Linked DNA regions of Mus musculus: region 2 is linked to region 1. Evidence: chromatin loops called from intact Hi-C (ENCODE). Cell type or tissue: gastrocnemius. All regions are shown on one strand. Links, peaks and the distances in the headings refer to the core of each region. The heading gives the core; the rest is flanking DNA. Region 1 has its middle 34 kb from the start of Gm47843. Region 2 has its middle 33 kb from the start of Gm47843.

Region 1 (8,343 bases), core at 241-8,240:
TCAGAAAAGAGTAAGTAGGTAGGGGAGTTTTTGAAAGCAGGGTTTGGAAGGTGAGTGTGATCAAAATATTTTATGCATATTTTTGAAATGTGATAGTGCAGCCCATTATTTTTCCACAACTAATACATGGAGATGAAATGTACTGCAATGTCTCACTTTAGGGCTACTTTGACAGATACATATGAGTAATTAGTTTAGCATCTGTATCCATTCAAACAACTCATTGGGCACCTAATACATGGTGGACTCCTAAGAGTTTTGATTGATTCATATAGATCATCTTCATTGACTCAGCACCAAGCACTGTCTTATACTCGTTGATTCAACACCAAGTACTACCTTACATTTGACCTTTATCTAGTATGTCTACTGTTTCCCCAAGATCAGGAGCCAAGCTTAATGTACTAAATTTATTTTCTCTTAAAATATTCTTTATTCTCATTATTGGCTCTGTTACATAGAAAGTGCATAAAAATATGTTGAATGATTTGTTTAATGGCTTTCACATACTAAGTTAACACAAGAAACAACTGTTTCAACCAAAACAACAAACAACGAGTCTATAAATACTTACTTACAGAGAACTCAAAATCAACTTGTATGGAATAAACAAAAAACATTTCACACCTATGGCTTTAAGTACCCTGCCCTCAGAGCTTGGTCATCATAACAGCATTTCCATACATGAAATGTAAACTTTGAACAAATTAGTACTTGTTCATAAACACCTTGGATATATTTATGGCTCCAGCCCTTCCCATGTCCAAACCTAGAGACTTAGAAACATTTCCACAAATATGTGTTACATGTTTTGTAGGCAGCATAACAGTTGTGAGAATGGGAAGTATTCCAGCTTATTTGTAAGCCACTATCAAAAGAAGTGATTAGAGCCAGAGTTAAGCTGTACTTTGTGGTTGGCAGTCCTAGCTATTTGAAGTGCATTAATTGTAGATGACAATAAAGCTAGAGGTATTGTAAAACAAACTTAATTTTGACTTTCATTCACTCAATTAAAATATCTGTGAATATATCAAAATGCAGCTTTATTCCTCAGTGCAGGAGCGGAGATACAAATTCATAAAACAAGATTTGCATTTTCATATACAGGTAATGTTTACTCTTAAAAATGGCATTTTGTAGTTCAGATTACCCAGAAACATATTCATCTATGTGAAGTCCTATGTTTGATTCCCAGCATAGGAAAATTAAAAACTACAGAAACTTAAAACACATAGAGAAAGAAGCAGAAAAAAAGAACTGTATTTAATGTTATACTATACCAAAGAAGGTTTGAATCTAACTCTGAGAGCAGATAAGGGGAAGGTATGTTTGAAGTCTCTGGACTTCAGCTTATTTGCAAGGAGTCAGAGAGGAAAACCCCCAGCAGACAGCCCAACTTCTAAGGAAGTCTTAATCATTGAGAGTTGGTCCTCTGTAGATCACAAGAATCTGAAGACCACATGGAGTCTGGTGCAAAAAATTTGTCTCTCCAGTCAGTACTTTATTAAAGCCATGCCCCAGTCCAGCAAAGAGCTGATGATCCTGTTCCAATAAAACTTGCTAAGTCCCTGGGGAATAGAGTCTGGTGCGGACATTCGTTCCAGAGGAGCTAGCAAAAACAAGAAGCAAAAAATTGTCCCTATCCTCTTTTATCCAAGAACTGCAAGGAGAGTGCTGGGGGTCCTCAGAGTTCCAGCTGCAATGAAAGAGAGAGAGGGGGGAGGGAGAGGGAGAGAGATTAAGATCAAACAAGCCAGTCACCAATAACATTAGAGATTAGTCCTAGAAAAAAAACCCTGAATTGATGCCCACTGCCATATTAATATGACTGAAGCTATACCTAATTTCAGTTAGCATATATCTCATTTTTATGAATTTCATATGACTTGTGAACTTATTGGTCATGTGGTTCTTGCAACTTGCTTGTCTGTGTCTCCATATTGAAACTGTCATCAGTTTTACATGAGAGGAAACTTTTATAAAACAAAGGTGCTAACCATATTTATTTCGTGTGTTGAATCTACTTGTAACAGTTGGTGATTTGTATTTTTCACTTTATTTGTGATATTTTCATTCAAATTTATTCGTGAAGATTTTCAAAGTAATTCTGTGTTAGAGAGCAGGTTGGAAAAATAGAGAAACCAAGAGAAGACAGAAAGGAGAGGAGAGGGAGGATGAAGGAGAAGGATGAGAGAGAGGAAGGTGACAAGGAGGGAGAGATGGAAGAGGAAGAAGAGGAGAAGGAGGAAGAGAAGGTAAAAGAGAAGGAGGAAGAGGCAGAGGAAAGCAGTTCTCTTTCAGAATACATGGAAACATATTTTTGTTTTAAGACTTTACTACATCCAAGGTCAGTGAGATATTCATATTTACATTTTAAACTTGCCTCTATAAACACATACAAAACCTTTTATGATCTAGTAGTTATGATTTTTGTAAATTTTAACCAAACGTATTGTTGCAGTTGATCTGCTTGCCTGCTGCTTCCTCGCTGACCTGAAATCCCATCTTCATCGTGCCTACTTTATACATGTCTACCATATTTTTCTTTTACTGAAAATAGGGTTTTTTCATTCAATATATTCTGATTACAGTTCCCCTTCCCTTATTCCTCCAAGTTCCTTCCTATCGCCCATCTTATCTGGACCCTTTCTGTCATCCCTCATCAGAAAACAAACAAACATCTAAGGAATAATAGTAAAAATTAAAAGATAAAACAATTCACAATAGGAAAAAACAACCAACACCCCCCCCAAAAAAAATCCAAAGAAAAAAAGCTTTAAAAAAATGTATATTGATACAGAGACACATACATTTGCAAACACTAGGATCCTACAAATCCCAAAAGTGGAAGCCAAGGTGCCTGTGATATTTAAGATTTAGGAGAGAGAGAGAGAGAGAGAGAGAGAGAGAGAGAGAGAGAGAGAGAGGAAGAGGAAGAGGAAGAGGAAGAGGAAGAGGAAGAGGAAGAGGAAGAAGAAGAAGAAGAAGAAGAAGAAGAAGAAGAAGAAAGAAAGAAAGAAAGAAAGAAAGAAAGAAAGAAAGAAAGAAAGAAAGAAAGAAAGAAAGAAAGGGAGGAGGAGGAGGAGGAAGGAAGGATGGAAGGAAATAACCAAAACAACAACCATGATTCAGAACTATGAGACAAAGAACTTTCCCAAACACTGTTGAGTTGGTTTTGTTTTGGCACCTACTCATGGGCATGAAGCCTACCATTAAGAGTGGTTTGGTTCCCCAGTGAAACTCCTTTGGAAAAAAGTAATTTTCATTTGTAAGTGACTCTCATGAGGAGATAGATTCTAGGTTAGGGATGTATACCTATGCACTTATTTAAACATTTTACCATCTGTCTGATGTCTTCATAACTCCAAAGATCTATTAGTTCTACACTGTTTAAACAACATAGCTTACAACAAATGTTAATGTCTAACCATACGAGTTAGCTTCACTCATCTTCAAAATATTGTGCCTCTTCTTGCATTCATTTTCCATGATGAGCCCTAAAATCTGTGGAAGATGCAGAAGCTGGTCAGAATTTTATTAAATCTTACATTATTAGGAGATAGAAGTGACAGACAGCTTTCCAACATGGAAAGTCCCCAACCAAGGGCAAAGTTATCTTTATGTTTATTGTTGCCTAATTTCTTGTTCAGTTGAGCATATGGTTTTCACTTTTTTCTGTGTGTTTTATTGTTTATTCCAAATTAGTGAATATTTTCTATCTTGAAAGAGGAGTCCATTACATTTGATAAGTGATTTTTTTTCTTTCCTAAATACCTTTTTTCTGAATATAAATTCTTTTTTTAAATTTTTATTTATGCTTTGAAATTTTTGGACATGAATACACTGTGCCTTGATCACGTGTAGCCTTCCCTCCTTCACCTCTAAGTCTTCCCAGAAGTCTTTATCTTATCATCTGATTTCCTGTCCTCTTATTTGACATTCTCTAAGCAAATATGTCATTATATTCTGTCTCCATTCCGAGTGATTTAGATATTTAGGTCATGAGAAAAAAACTGAAAGGTTTTAGCATCAAAAAAATAACCTAGCCTTTTGGTTCAGTTGTGTCCTTATCATATAAATATGGGCACTGTGTAGGTTGTCTGAACTTTAGCATCTTTATCTGCAAAAGGGGATTTGCTTCTCCTTGGTCATGGTCAGTGTGGAGCAAGAGAAAGTTAAGCATAGAGTTTAAACATAGATAGCAGTAAGAAGTGAAGGAAAAGATAATAGTGAGTTCCTTTTTTTCTCGGTTGGTATAAAGCAGTGGTTCTCAACCTGTAGGTCAGAATCCCTTTGGGGATCACCTGTCAGATATTTACACTGTGATTTATTACAGTTATGAAGTAGCAGTGAAAATAATTGTATAGTTAGGGAATTGTTACAGCATGAGGAGTCGCGGCTTCAGGAAGGTTGAAAACCATTGATGTAGAGAAATGATTTAGAAATGTTATTGAATAGATTAAAGAACTCAGAAAATATAAACGTGTCTCTACTCATAAAATGCAGTCATGGTCCTCACTAGCTAATTGCCCCAACATCCATTGAGTGAACACCAATTCTCAGGAACAACTGGGCCACACGGACATGAAGATGGCTATATCTGCCCATGCAAAGGCATTGTCCCCAGGGGCTTGCCGTGCAGTCCACTGGCTCACTGTTAAAGGCAATGGTTTCCCCTCCTGGGTCTTCAGATCATGTATCAGATCAGCCCATTTCTCCATCCTTCTCTTGTGTTCCTGTCCTTACCAGTTTAGTCAATGGTTCTTCCTGAGTAGACCCAAGGCAACTAACTCTTAGGTCTTCTCGCTGTTATTTCTGAAGTCACTGCTCACATCCTCCTTTCTGGGCTTGTTGGTGCCTCAGGAGCTGACCTAGGATAAATGGAAGCTCCTGGCTGCCAACTGTGCTGTCAGCTGTGTGGAGGGGTCAAAGGTGCTTGGCTGAGCTCATGGATTCTGAAGGTCTGCCAGCAGGGAAGGCATTCGCCTTAGAGGGAAATGATGCCCTGTGCATACCTCGTCCACGGAGTGCTGAATGTGCCAAATTCGGGCAATACCCAATATGGAGAAAAGAAGCCTAAGGCAAATGTTTCCAGGCTCCTCCCTGCAGATCCACAAAGCCACCTGCAGAGCCAGGCTTGAACAGTAGGGAAGAAGTAACTTTCTCTTTCCCCTGAGTGCTGAACCAGCATGACAGCTGCTTCCCGTGAATAAAGCACATTCCCCAGCCCCACAAAGGCACACACACCTCCTGCTCCGATTTATCTCCTGTGCTGAATGGATTTTGTAAACTGTGTGGATCTTCAACATATTGATCTGATCTACATCATCCTCACGCTGAAAGTTAACACTGAACGATCCTGGAAATGAAAGGTCGTTCTTGCATTCTCCAAGTTTGCTTGGCCCAAATTAAATGACAAATCTCTTGACTAAAGTATTAAAAAGGGGGGAAATTAATGTCTAGGGGAGGGGAAATGTACAAAAACCATTTGACAAATGAAGCCAAATGTAAATTTAGCTTGGGGGGCGGTCATTGCCATGTCAATGTGGAGGTAGAAACAGCATTGAAGGAAAGTTCTCTTTCCCTTGCAAGATGCACCGCTTGTCCCATTGGGTGAAACAGTGACTATAAATGTTACTGATGACTCTCGCCGCCCCCAGTTTAACCCGGGTTTTTTCTAAATGCTTATGTAGCGTGCAAATTATCCGCTGAAGTGTAGCCAGGGGTGCCAAGTGAACAACTCTGGAGACGTCAGGGTATGAAGTTTGGAAATGAAACAGCAGACTTTAAATAGCCCAAGTGCGTGTATCGCGAGATGACTTCAGTGGCCCTTGTCGTTACTGGCAAGCTGCATAGATAGAACCCTCTAAAGGCTTAATCCAGAAGCAAACAGCTTGTTACTCAGGTACCATTAGTATAACTACTAGGCTGCTGCAAGTTACAATTTGATTTCATTTGTTAGTTTTTCATCTTCCCTTCCTCCAGAAAATAGTGACTTATGTGTATATGTAAACAGTGATGCACATATATACAATTTCAACGAGCTCTGATCACTGTAATCATTGACTTACAATAATTTTGCCAAAATGAAAGAACGTCTAATGGGAAAAAGACATAAATAGTTTAGGGGTTTTAAGGTTTAAAGATACCATACAATAATTTTAACAACATTTTTGCTAATAAACTCTTGAGACATTGGAGAAATTAGGGTCCATTTCCATGGGAAATGTGCAAGTGGCTATAGGAAAGGGCTTAGTGTTTATTAGCTTCCTAATATGTGTCGAGAATCATGCTAAATGCTTTACATATGCTTCTGCACTTATAGTTTTTAATAGTCGATGAAATATGCATTATTGTTCCCAATCTACAGAACAGGAAACTGGAAACTCACAAAAATTACATAAAACTTTTAAGCCTGAACAGAAACTGCTTTTCAACAGTGAACCTGAATTAAAATCCAGGTCTGCAGACTCCAAAGTTCCTTTTCTTTTTATTTTATTCTTTCTTTTCTTTTTTTCACAAGATTTCCTATTCACAGAAGTCCAAAGTATATTAATTGTCATTTAAATATATCTCCTTCCAAAGATAACAACAAAACACTAAAAATAAATTATCCACAGTTGATAGTATCGTTACCAGTTTATAAAAGTGATTTGGGAAACGACAGTAGTTTTGCATTTCACTTTCAAATAATTAAATAAGAAAATTATTGCCGTAGATGTTGTCAATGCAGTGTGTAAATGACCTTACCACTTCTAACAAATTAAATCAGTTCTGGGTTATAGTATAAATAGGAACTGTGTTTATGCTTCCTACATGTAAGCAGAAATTTTAACTTGTTTTTCTGGGTTTCTTGAGGGTATATTTGATAAATAAAAACTAAATGTATTTAAGAAGTAAAATGCTGGCTGGTTTCCTACACATGCACATTATGAAATGATTGCTGCCACCCAGCTCATGAACACATCCAGCATGTGGGCAGGGTTTTATAGGACACACACACACGGACACACACACACACACACACACACACACACACTCCCTTTACAAACTGAAGCATGGCATGTGGTTAGCTGCAAGTCTCCCTGCTGCACAGTGGATCTTCAAACATTCTTCATCCCAGATCATTGAAATTCTGGACTGTTTGGATCAACTTCTCTCCATTCCCCAAACCATCCTCCAATAATGACCTTTCAACTCTCTGCTCTCCGGAGCTCCACATTTTTAGTTGGCCCATACCACATAAGAAATATCATAGGTCATTTGTCCTTCTGTGTTGATCTACTTCATTAAAAATGAAAGGATTTTTTTTCTATTTGGGTGAGGAGTAGACTACATAGCATTTCAGTATATAGGTGTGTATATGTATCTGAATTTATCAGATTTTTAAAATGTATCCCTCATAACTTCTCTTCATTTATGTTTAGACTCTTAGTGAAAAAACAACAAAGCCAAAAACAGTGGTTTTTTTTCCTGTTTCTTAACCTAGTTGCTAATCTCTTATTTATTTATTTCATGAGTCTGTACATTTCTGCACATAGGTTATGTTTTTATTAAAAATGGGTTCTGGTTGTTCTAACTCGATGTTAGAATACATGTTCAATACAAGTGTGATCCTAGATTTGGTACATAGTAAATAAATAAATAAGTAGAAAAAAATTTAAGTTTCTCTCTCTCTCTCTCTCTCTCTCTATATATATATATATATATATATAATAACTGTAAATATTTATATATAATTTTTAGATTTTATTTATATAAAATATATTTTGTATATACTTATATATGTTAAAATATAAAATATCTATAAATATGAATATACTTTATATAACTATAATCAAATAAAATCATAGAAAAAAGTTTTCAAGGTTATTTGAAGTCATAATAAGATTTTTTTTCAATTAAAAAGCATTTGATTGTGTGAGTGGTGAAATGTGCCTAGGTTGGTGGGGTCACGCAAGTGATGGTTGGGTAGATGCCTCTCATACCTACATCTGCTCTGGCCAGCCAAATATGCCCTTTGAGAAGCCATCGGCGTACAGCCGCTTGAAGAACATAAGCCCATGAAAAAACAACATGGGTAAAGATGCCATCTTGCCTTTTGCAAAGTTCCCAGTTGGGAGCCGACGTTTATTGTTCCTTCGGCCATGGCTGTGTCTCTGGAGGACCAGTGGAGACCATGCTTCTCCAGCTTCATCTTCCATGCTTCTGTCCATCCTCCACTGATCGCTAATGAAGCAGATTCTCTGTCTTCACAGCCATGGTCGCGCTACACTGTTGACCACTCAGCGTGTGGCTTGTTGACCACTCAGCGTGTGGCTAGCGTGACTGTGGGGCTGAACT
Region 2 (8,343 bases), core at 272-8,271, 67 kb after region 1:
CCTACGATTTGAAGAGAGAACGCTGCTGCCCCAGCGATCCATCTCATTGTGTCTGTCTTCGGTTTGCTGGAAATGTATAAACACGCGCTGCATTATGGGACTAGTGGCAAGGAGCACACCTGTATAAATGGAGTCTATCTGCTGCAATAACTCACCCTTCCCCCATGCACTTATATAATAATCCTGGCTTTCAGAAGACTAATCACTACGCGCCATCTACACAGCATCTAATTTCCTCATCAAATTTCTCTGCTGGACTTAGCCATGCTTGCCAACCTCCCAGCGCCCCCTTCAATACCTGGGTTTATTCTTAGTGTCTCGCCAATAAACATTCCTAAGAGCAAACCCAGGAAAGAATGAAGTCCGGGGTTTCTTTATCGCTCCCTCTTTCAAGAAGGGTTTTCTGCTTACACGCCTGGGAAAGGTCACAGGTAATATTGGCTGGTCACTTTCGGGTGGCGGGATTGGGCGAGCACATTGGGCTCTTTTGTTTAATCGTCTCACCGACCACCAAGGGGGCCTGTAAGCTGCTGGGAAACCACTTAGAAAAGCAAATGGATCATTATGTCCAACCCAGGTTCCCTCCAAGAACAAATTAAGTTGCTAATATTCTTTTTCAGAACAGTTGCAGATTTTCTATACACACTCATCTTCATCTTGCTTGTGCGTATGTGTTCCCATATGTTCACAGAGAGTTCTAACTTTTTGTAGTGGAGAAAAGTGCCATGAAATGGCTTTTCATACATTTTTACAACAGAAGTTTGTTTATTTAAATCTTTTTCCATTATGACTGGGGTTGTAACTCAGAGGTAGAGTACTGGTTTAGCATGTGCAAAGTCATGAGTTAGAGTTCATCAGAGCCCACTACAAAATGTTTGCCTTTCTAGGGGCTCACAAGGAATAAAAGACCTTCAGGAAACCATAGAAAAAGTACAGTTGTCGGGCTGTTCATTTCTAAAATAAGCTTAGGAGGGCTTGGGAGGTATCTATCTCAATGGCAGAGTGCTTGCCTGGCACACACAGAACCCTGGGTTCAATCCCAGCCACCCATTCCTCTTCTAAAATAGTACTGGCCTAGGGCACTGCACAGGCTGTATTATGTCTGTCCAAATAAGGTATGTTGGAGTTCTAATTCTTTCCATCCTCTAGCATGGCACTACTTGAAAATGGAGTTTTTACAGATGTAGTGTAGCATGTTGGAATCACAAAAGTGGGCTCTAATTCAGTATGGCTAGTCTTTTATCAAAAGGGAAACTTGCATACAGGCACACAGAGAGAGGCCATATATAAAGATAGAGGTAGAAATAGAGGTAGGGGTAGAGACAGAGACAGAGACAGAGACAGAGATAGAGATATATAGATGGAGGCAGATGTTGGGGTAGAAAAGCAAAGCAAATGCTGGTTGCAAAGAAACCAGCACGTGCACGGAGTGATGCAGGAGGAAGATTTACCCACAGTGCTTAATAAAAGACAGGCTTGTCCATACCTTGAGCTTGGACTTCCAGCCTGCAGATTTGGGAGATAAATTTCTATTGTCTAAGCCAACTGCATGGAAGTTGGCTACCACAGTGCTAGGAAACTAGAAAAATGTTAATGATGATTCCCAAATGTATTAACAAGGTGGACCTGCTTCCTGCTTGATTCTGTGCTGCAATAACTTTCTTTTTATAAGAATTCAACATGTGCCTTCTTGCATCATATAGTATTCTGCATCAAACAAGCATCCCTGTGCCCTTGGAAGCCAGCACGGCCTGAATACCAATACTTCCCCAGACCGAATCTATCACTTTGTGAGGAGGGACTTTCCTGGGCACTGTCCTGAGTTCAGCAGCATCCCACTGACCTTGTCTCTCTAGATGCCCACAGTGCTGTCTCATGAGTTGTGGCAAACCTTCAGGTATTTTCAATTGTCTAATGAGGGAGAGGGCTACTCTTTATAGACATTCAGGAAGCACAAAACAACAACAAAAAAAATGAGTTATACTTAATACTCTCTAATCCTCAATTTTCCTGGCTGTCAGAGACTTTTTCCAAACTTTTGTGAACGATAACCTTTTGTCTTACTTCTATTGGCAAATAAACCTTGTTTAACTATACTACCAACAACTAAAGGCCAGCCACTATAATCTGGGTTTAGGTGGTGTCTCTTAGGCATGCAAACCTTTCTATCACAGCCATGAGACTGACCTCAGAAAGTAATCTCCCTTCAAGACTAAAGAGTAAGACATTGATAAGTATGTCCTTCATTCTATTGTTGAATATTAAAAGTTTGTGTGTAGACACCACTGAGTTGAAAAGGAAGGAGAATCTTGCATGGGGTCAAGATATCTTGGCACAGGTATAAGTCAGTCAATGTTTATTAAAACACAGAATGGCTCTTGTTCCTAAGAGACGGAAGATAAACAAATGGTTTTATACTATATACTTTCAATTCTAAATTATGAAATTGGTCCCAAATTGAAAGACTTTCTTTACTCATGGTCGCCTTATACAGGATATTCTCACCTTGTTGTCTGGATAGAGAACTGGAATGTGCTGCTGAGATTTTAGACTCCAGGTAGAAGTGAGCTAGATTTACAGTTGTAGCATGGAGCCATTTTTTGACTGTCCTAAGTCTAAACCGCCTTTTGATCTGTAATATAGAAATATTGGATAGAGTTATTATGGGACTAAAAACAGGTAGATAATACTTATTGAGATTGGTTTGGTAATAAGAGCATGGCAGCTAATTACTGCTTTTAAAGTAACTCATTTTCCACACTGGTCAATGTAAACATTCTCTCTTCTTAAGTCTTTATAAATGTCCAGGTTCTCCTCCTACAGAGATTTTTTTTTTTTGGAGTTTTCTATAATAAAAACAAACAAAGTCTTTCTAAACTAAGTCAATCCACCTTTTTGTGAAAGAAAATGTGTGTTTTTAGAGTTTGCAGCTCAATAATGTTTTCTTATCTACAGGCTTCTGCCCACTGTGGAACGCAAGTCGACATAAGTACCATGTTATCAGCTGAACATCACTGTTCCAACAGAACGTTACTGACTGAAGCGTGGCAGTGGTTGGGGTTTAGGTGTCGGCCGTCAGACCCACATTATTCTGTAATGAAGAAGAAGCTGTGACTTTGCATGCATCGTCCGCTCATGCATTTATGTAACTGCTTTCGCTAAAAAGAACTTCAGATGAAAAGCACGCCAGCCCTTTCCATGAACGTTTTATAATATCTCCTGAGAACAGTAGTGATTGCACTGCATTTGTCACTCACAGCATGGCATCGGGGCTGAAGACATCATGATTCGTTGCCATAGAGAAAATCTTACGTACCGCTTCTGCTCAGGACATCTAGGGCATGTCTTGTCACAAGCCTGCTGCACCATCTCGTTCATGGTGTGGGCTGCCAGTCTCTGTTGGGGTCTGTGGGTGGGTGGGGTTCAACTCTTTACATGTTGATCTTACGAAAAGCACATGGAGACTGATTTCTTGGTTAACCTGTCTACTGCCTCAGACGCGCTTATGGTGAAGCCTGACCCAGATTCATAATGTCAAGGGCCCAGTACTGGATGCCTAAGCCATCTGGAAACTACACTCAACTCACTGTTCTAAACTTGAATACTCTGATCCAGACTTGGCTTTGGATCACCAGAGAAAATTTGAAATAACCTCGAGGCAAGGAGCATATCTCAAAGACCAGGACCCAGAACACAAAAACAAACTTAGAAGCACTGAAAGCTCTGCCATTTATTTCCATTCTTAGCAAAGTAGAAGGGATTTGTAAAGTAAGGAAAATCCTCCTTCGCTAGGGTTGACTGGTGTGAACACTATCAGTTAGTAGCAATTAATTACATGCAAGAATTATGGTGATTTTGCTTTTGGATCAGCAAGGTTCTCTGCTTCCCCCACAAATTCTCTGCAGCAAAACCCCTAACCCTGGTACCTATGCCTCCCTTGCTCTCCATTCTAAAGCCAAAGTTTAACCTGGTGGTAAGCCAGGCTCCTCTTTAGAAGGAAATCCCCACCTTCACAAATAAAATTATTCAACCCCAAACATACTGTGTGATGTCAATACAGGCTGTGTTCTGAAGCTTTAAACTATAATCCAAACTTCTATTCTTCCTGAGAGATGAGAGAGTATCTCTGAATCTAAGCCAAGGAAGAAAATGAGATGCTTGACAAGAAGCACACAATAACCATGGCCACCATTTATAATTTGATGTTCCTTGTGGCGTTCACAATGTGGGCGTGTGTTCTTGTGAGTGCCAGTCTTGTTCATGTTCAAACCCTAGGAGTCATCTTGCAGACCGAGAGTATACTAGCCAGCTACTGCTGCATGAAAGTAACACGTGCTTGCATGGAGGCTCACCTGTCCCATGCAGCTTATCACAGTCACTGCACACAGTCTTGCAGACAGAAATCAAGATGTCGGCTCTGCTCCCACCCCATGTGGTATCCACATCCTCCACCGACCTGTAAATTCAAGCCTTGCTTGTCTCCCTGAGTTTGTCTCCCTGAGATCCTTGTTTCCTCCCTGGGTTCCAGCTGAGGGGCCTCTTAGAGGACCCTCGGGTTCACAGGCTCTCACAACATGGCTGTTTTGACAATACCCAGAGAAATTCTATGACTTCAGGGAAGTCTTCTTGCTGGAGAGTTCAAGTAATTTGAATAATCTCCTTTTTTATTAACTCAGTCAACTAATCAAGGAGGGGGTTGAACCACATCTTCAGTAGCATTCATTCATCCTTAAGAATACAGCATAACATCCCACCATCGTTAGAGCCCTCACTCACACTCAATGGGAAAGAATGCAGTGTATATGTATTCTAGGGGTAGGAATCCAGGGAGCCATCTTGGAGACTACTGTAAAGACACTGGCAACAAATTATCCAAAATTTCTATATATAAATGTGCTCTTATGTATATGTGTACACCACACACACACACGCATATCTATAAATATCTGTAGATATGCATGTGTGTACAGTGTACAAGTCTATCAAGACCACACATGCTCCAACAAAGTCACAAGTCCTAAGCAGTCCCCTGAGCAGTTTACCAATTAGAGACTTTGCTCAATAACATGAGCATGTGAGGGCCATTCTCATCCAAGCCACCATATTACATAACTGTTATAAAGTTTAATTTATAATTCTGGCACAGATACTAATACCAATTAATAATAAATAGAATGCTCTAACAATATGCTGGAGTGAAACCTATCAAAACGTTTAAATCATTTATTTCTTGAAGTTTTCACTTAATATTTTCAGATTCTGATTGATAGTGATTAACAGTACTGGGAGCAAGAGGTAACACACATGTTATACATGTTTTCCATCCTCACACACATATACAGACACCCAGTTTTGGTGGCGAACTCCAAAACTTCTAAAAAAAAAAAAAATGCACACACATAGAGCTCTTACTACTCATTTGTCAAGGCTATTCATTCAGTGGTGGATTCACGGGCTGCTTGTCTTCCTGTTCAAAGAAGTAAATCCCACAGACTGCCCTCTGGATGGAGACTGGAACCCAGATAGGCTTTTCAGAGAAGGAATTTCTCCCTTGCCTGGGAACTACAAAGTGAATTTGAAACTATGGGCAACACCACGGCAGTCACATGGATAAGATTTTTAAAAGAGAGAGAGAGGGAGAGATGAAGATCTGAACTATTCGGTGCCGTTCAACTGTTTTCTACATACCAGATCAGCAGACTATTTCTGATGTCCGTACCCACCCATTCTCAGCAGGAGATAGGACAGAATATGCTCTGTACATGACCCATGTGAGCCCCAGATCAAGAGGACAGTATTTGCATAAACAGAATCCTAGAGACCATGTCATCACTATCTCTCTCTTCCTCCTCCTCCCCTCTCTGCCCTCCAAGCCAGTCAGATCAAGTTTCCCGGGCTACCTTCCATGAACATCAAGGAATGCAGTAGAGACGAATGTTACATCGACACCCACGGTGCCACGGCAAGGGAAAACTGTTTGTACACTCTTTTCATTTCTCGGTATGGACAAGCATCTGAAGACTTTGCACCTGTTCTCGTTAGCCCTGGCAAATGCAGCGTGCATTTATATTAATAGAACGATGTTTTCATAACAGAATGGGTGCGCAGTAATCCTGGCGCACACACTGGATGCTCTCATGAGCGCGGGCGAGGGTGGGGGTGGGGGAGGGGTGACTCTTACATAAAGTCCCATGGCAATAATACAAGACCCGGACTCCCAAGCTGCATCCCCAGAACAGTTAGGAGAGGATTTTTTTTTCCTGGAATGACTAGGCTCCCGTCTTGGAAATCCAATTAGATACTTGATGAAGAGGGAAATGTGCTGTATGCAAACGGGTTTTTCATGGGTGTCTCAAAGCTGGGACCCCTTTGGGGCTCCATCTCCTGTTTCTCTAATTTGAGTCTTATCTCCCCAGAATGGAGTTGAGAACCAGTGAGGTCATCTTTGGCTCAATTCCTGAAAGTTTGTTTTGAGTCGCCAGTGTAAATATTGCCTGTCCAATCTGTACATTTGCACAAATTAACTGAAACCAGCTACCCAATTCCTTGTTCATATTTGTGTCTTTTGATTAAGCCTGACAGCTGTAACCTCATTAGCCCTCCTCTGGTCATGGCAAAACAGCTGTCAGAGTAGGGGGAAGTACATTCACTCAAGTGGTTCTCTAGACCAGGCACATTAAAATCGATAGGGGCTCTAAACGGTTCTGTTATGCTTCTAATTCTAATTTATGGTGTGTTGTGTCCTTTCGCCTAGATACATATCGGGAACCTAAAGTCAGCCAGTCATCTATGGAGAAGGCCAGGCTCTGTATCTTACAGGGAGAATATGGGTTTTACCTGAAGATATCAGATCTGCATTCTTTGGAATGGGGCTTTAGCATGTACTATATAACACAGACAATTTTAAAATATTAGCTCGCGATGTGTTTTTTGGCATGAGACGTTTTGTTAATTTTGACAGAAGGCCAACAGAGTCATAACTATGGAAGTAAGAAAGCCCCTGCAGCTGGTGCTCATGGGAGCTGGAGATAAAAAGCGAGCAGAGTTAGAAACACTCCGATGGGAATGTGGTTTTCTTCAACAGGACACAAAGCCCTTGGAGTGAGCCCTGTTAGGTTCTGCAGTAATCTTCATGAAGGAAGGAGGCAGAGAGAGTTCTCGATAGCTATTCTTTTAAACCCGGAGGCTCATGGGAGACTGTTTTCTATCCAGCAAGGTGTTGAAAAGGACAGTGAGGCTCGAACAGATGTCACGAGAGGCCTTCTCTCCCAGCTCTTTTACCGGGGTTGGGGGAAAGGGGAGCATGGCAAAGAGGAAAATACTCTGGCGAACAAAAAAGATCTGGAGACCTCAGCTCTGGTCCATATTCTACCACATCTCACCCAACTGACCACGATGAAGTCCACTTGGTTCACGAGGACCAAGTCCTCCCTGGTTCTGCATCTGTAGACTCATTTGGAAAAGCGGGAGACTTGCTAGCTTTTGGCAGTGCTCCTATTTATCTGCAGCGATCAATGACTTCTTGTAGCATCCAAGTACTACACACAGATATTCCACGATGGTGCAAGGTGAGTTTATGCACTAACGGTCTAGCTTGGGGGCAATTCTTTTTCTACTCTTTCTTAGGGCCCATTAGCTGAAAATGTAAACAGGTGCTGTCCTTTGGCACCCCCTGGTGGTGCCAATAGCTTTTACATCTGTCTGGGGTGCAGGTCGCTATTTACATAATCGCGAAAAATCCTGCAGGGACTTCTTCATGTTGTCTTATAGCTTCCAAGCCACTGCATCTTAGAGGCCGAGGTGAATGTGGCCATTATACAGGGAAGTTGTATCATCGGGGTCAACATCCCATCATGGGCATCAACGTTATAAAGCAGAACACACAAAGTTGAAGAATTTACCCAGTAGCCGACTGCTACTTTCAGCACTGTGAGAAAATATAGGAAATATTGAAATATTAGTGCAAGGCAAATGCTTCCTTTGTAAGTGAGTGACTTTAGAATTTCCAGAAATATTAAATAACACACGCTGGCATGTGTTTTTCCTAAAAACAGGTAGTAGTAATGAAACAATATTAAATTTAAATTTTTCCTGAGGTTTTTTTTTTTTTTTTACATTTTTTTCTTCAATTTAAGAATCATTTAAAAAGAAAACTTTAAAACTCAGAAGTCAGCTAAAAGAAATAAATGTGGGTTTCTGTTATGGAATGAGAGGTAAATGTATTTTAATTATTGTGAATCAATCATGGTGGTTTGATAGCAATTACATTATGCTTTTGGTAATCCCTTGAATCCCTTATTGTGTATACAATTATATTCGTTCCCTTTCATTCTGAAACTATAT

The links. A loop is a pair of places that touch in the nucleus more often than their neighbours do. Peaks named below come from ENCODE experiments on the same cell type or tissue, not always from the same donor. Only the 100,000 strongest peaks of a DNase experiment are listed, where the experiment ranks them.
Region 2: it touches region 1 in a loop (2.5-fold over the local background); 2 of 42 quality-filtered maps call a loop at or near these places.

What each region holds. Positions count from the first base shown.
Region 1 is chr10:23,537,114-23,545,456 of GRCm38, forward strand. No RefSeq gene overlaps it. Among named protein-coding and RNA genes, the nearest start is that of Gm47843, 34 kb to the right of the region's middle. In gastrocnemius, for the core only: a CTCF peak has its summit at 5,131; no DNase peak of the experiment used is centred there; H3K4me3 peaks cover 1,250 bases; H3K27ac peaks cover 1,909 bases.
Region 2 is chr10:23,603,704-23,612,046 of GRCm38, forward strand. No RefSeq gene overlaps it. Among named protein-coding and RNA genes, the nearest start is that of Gm47843, 33 kb to the left of the region's middle. In gastrocnemius, for the core only: a CTCF peak has its summit at 7,670 (motif pointing left); a DNase peak (open chromatin) is centred at 7,672; H3K4me3 peaks cover 1,153 bases; H3K27ac peaks cover 2,464 bases.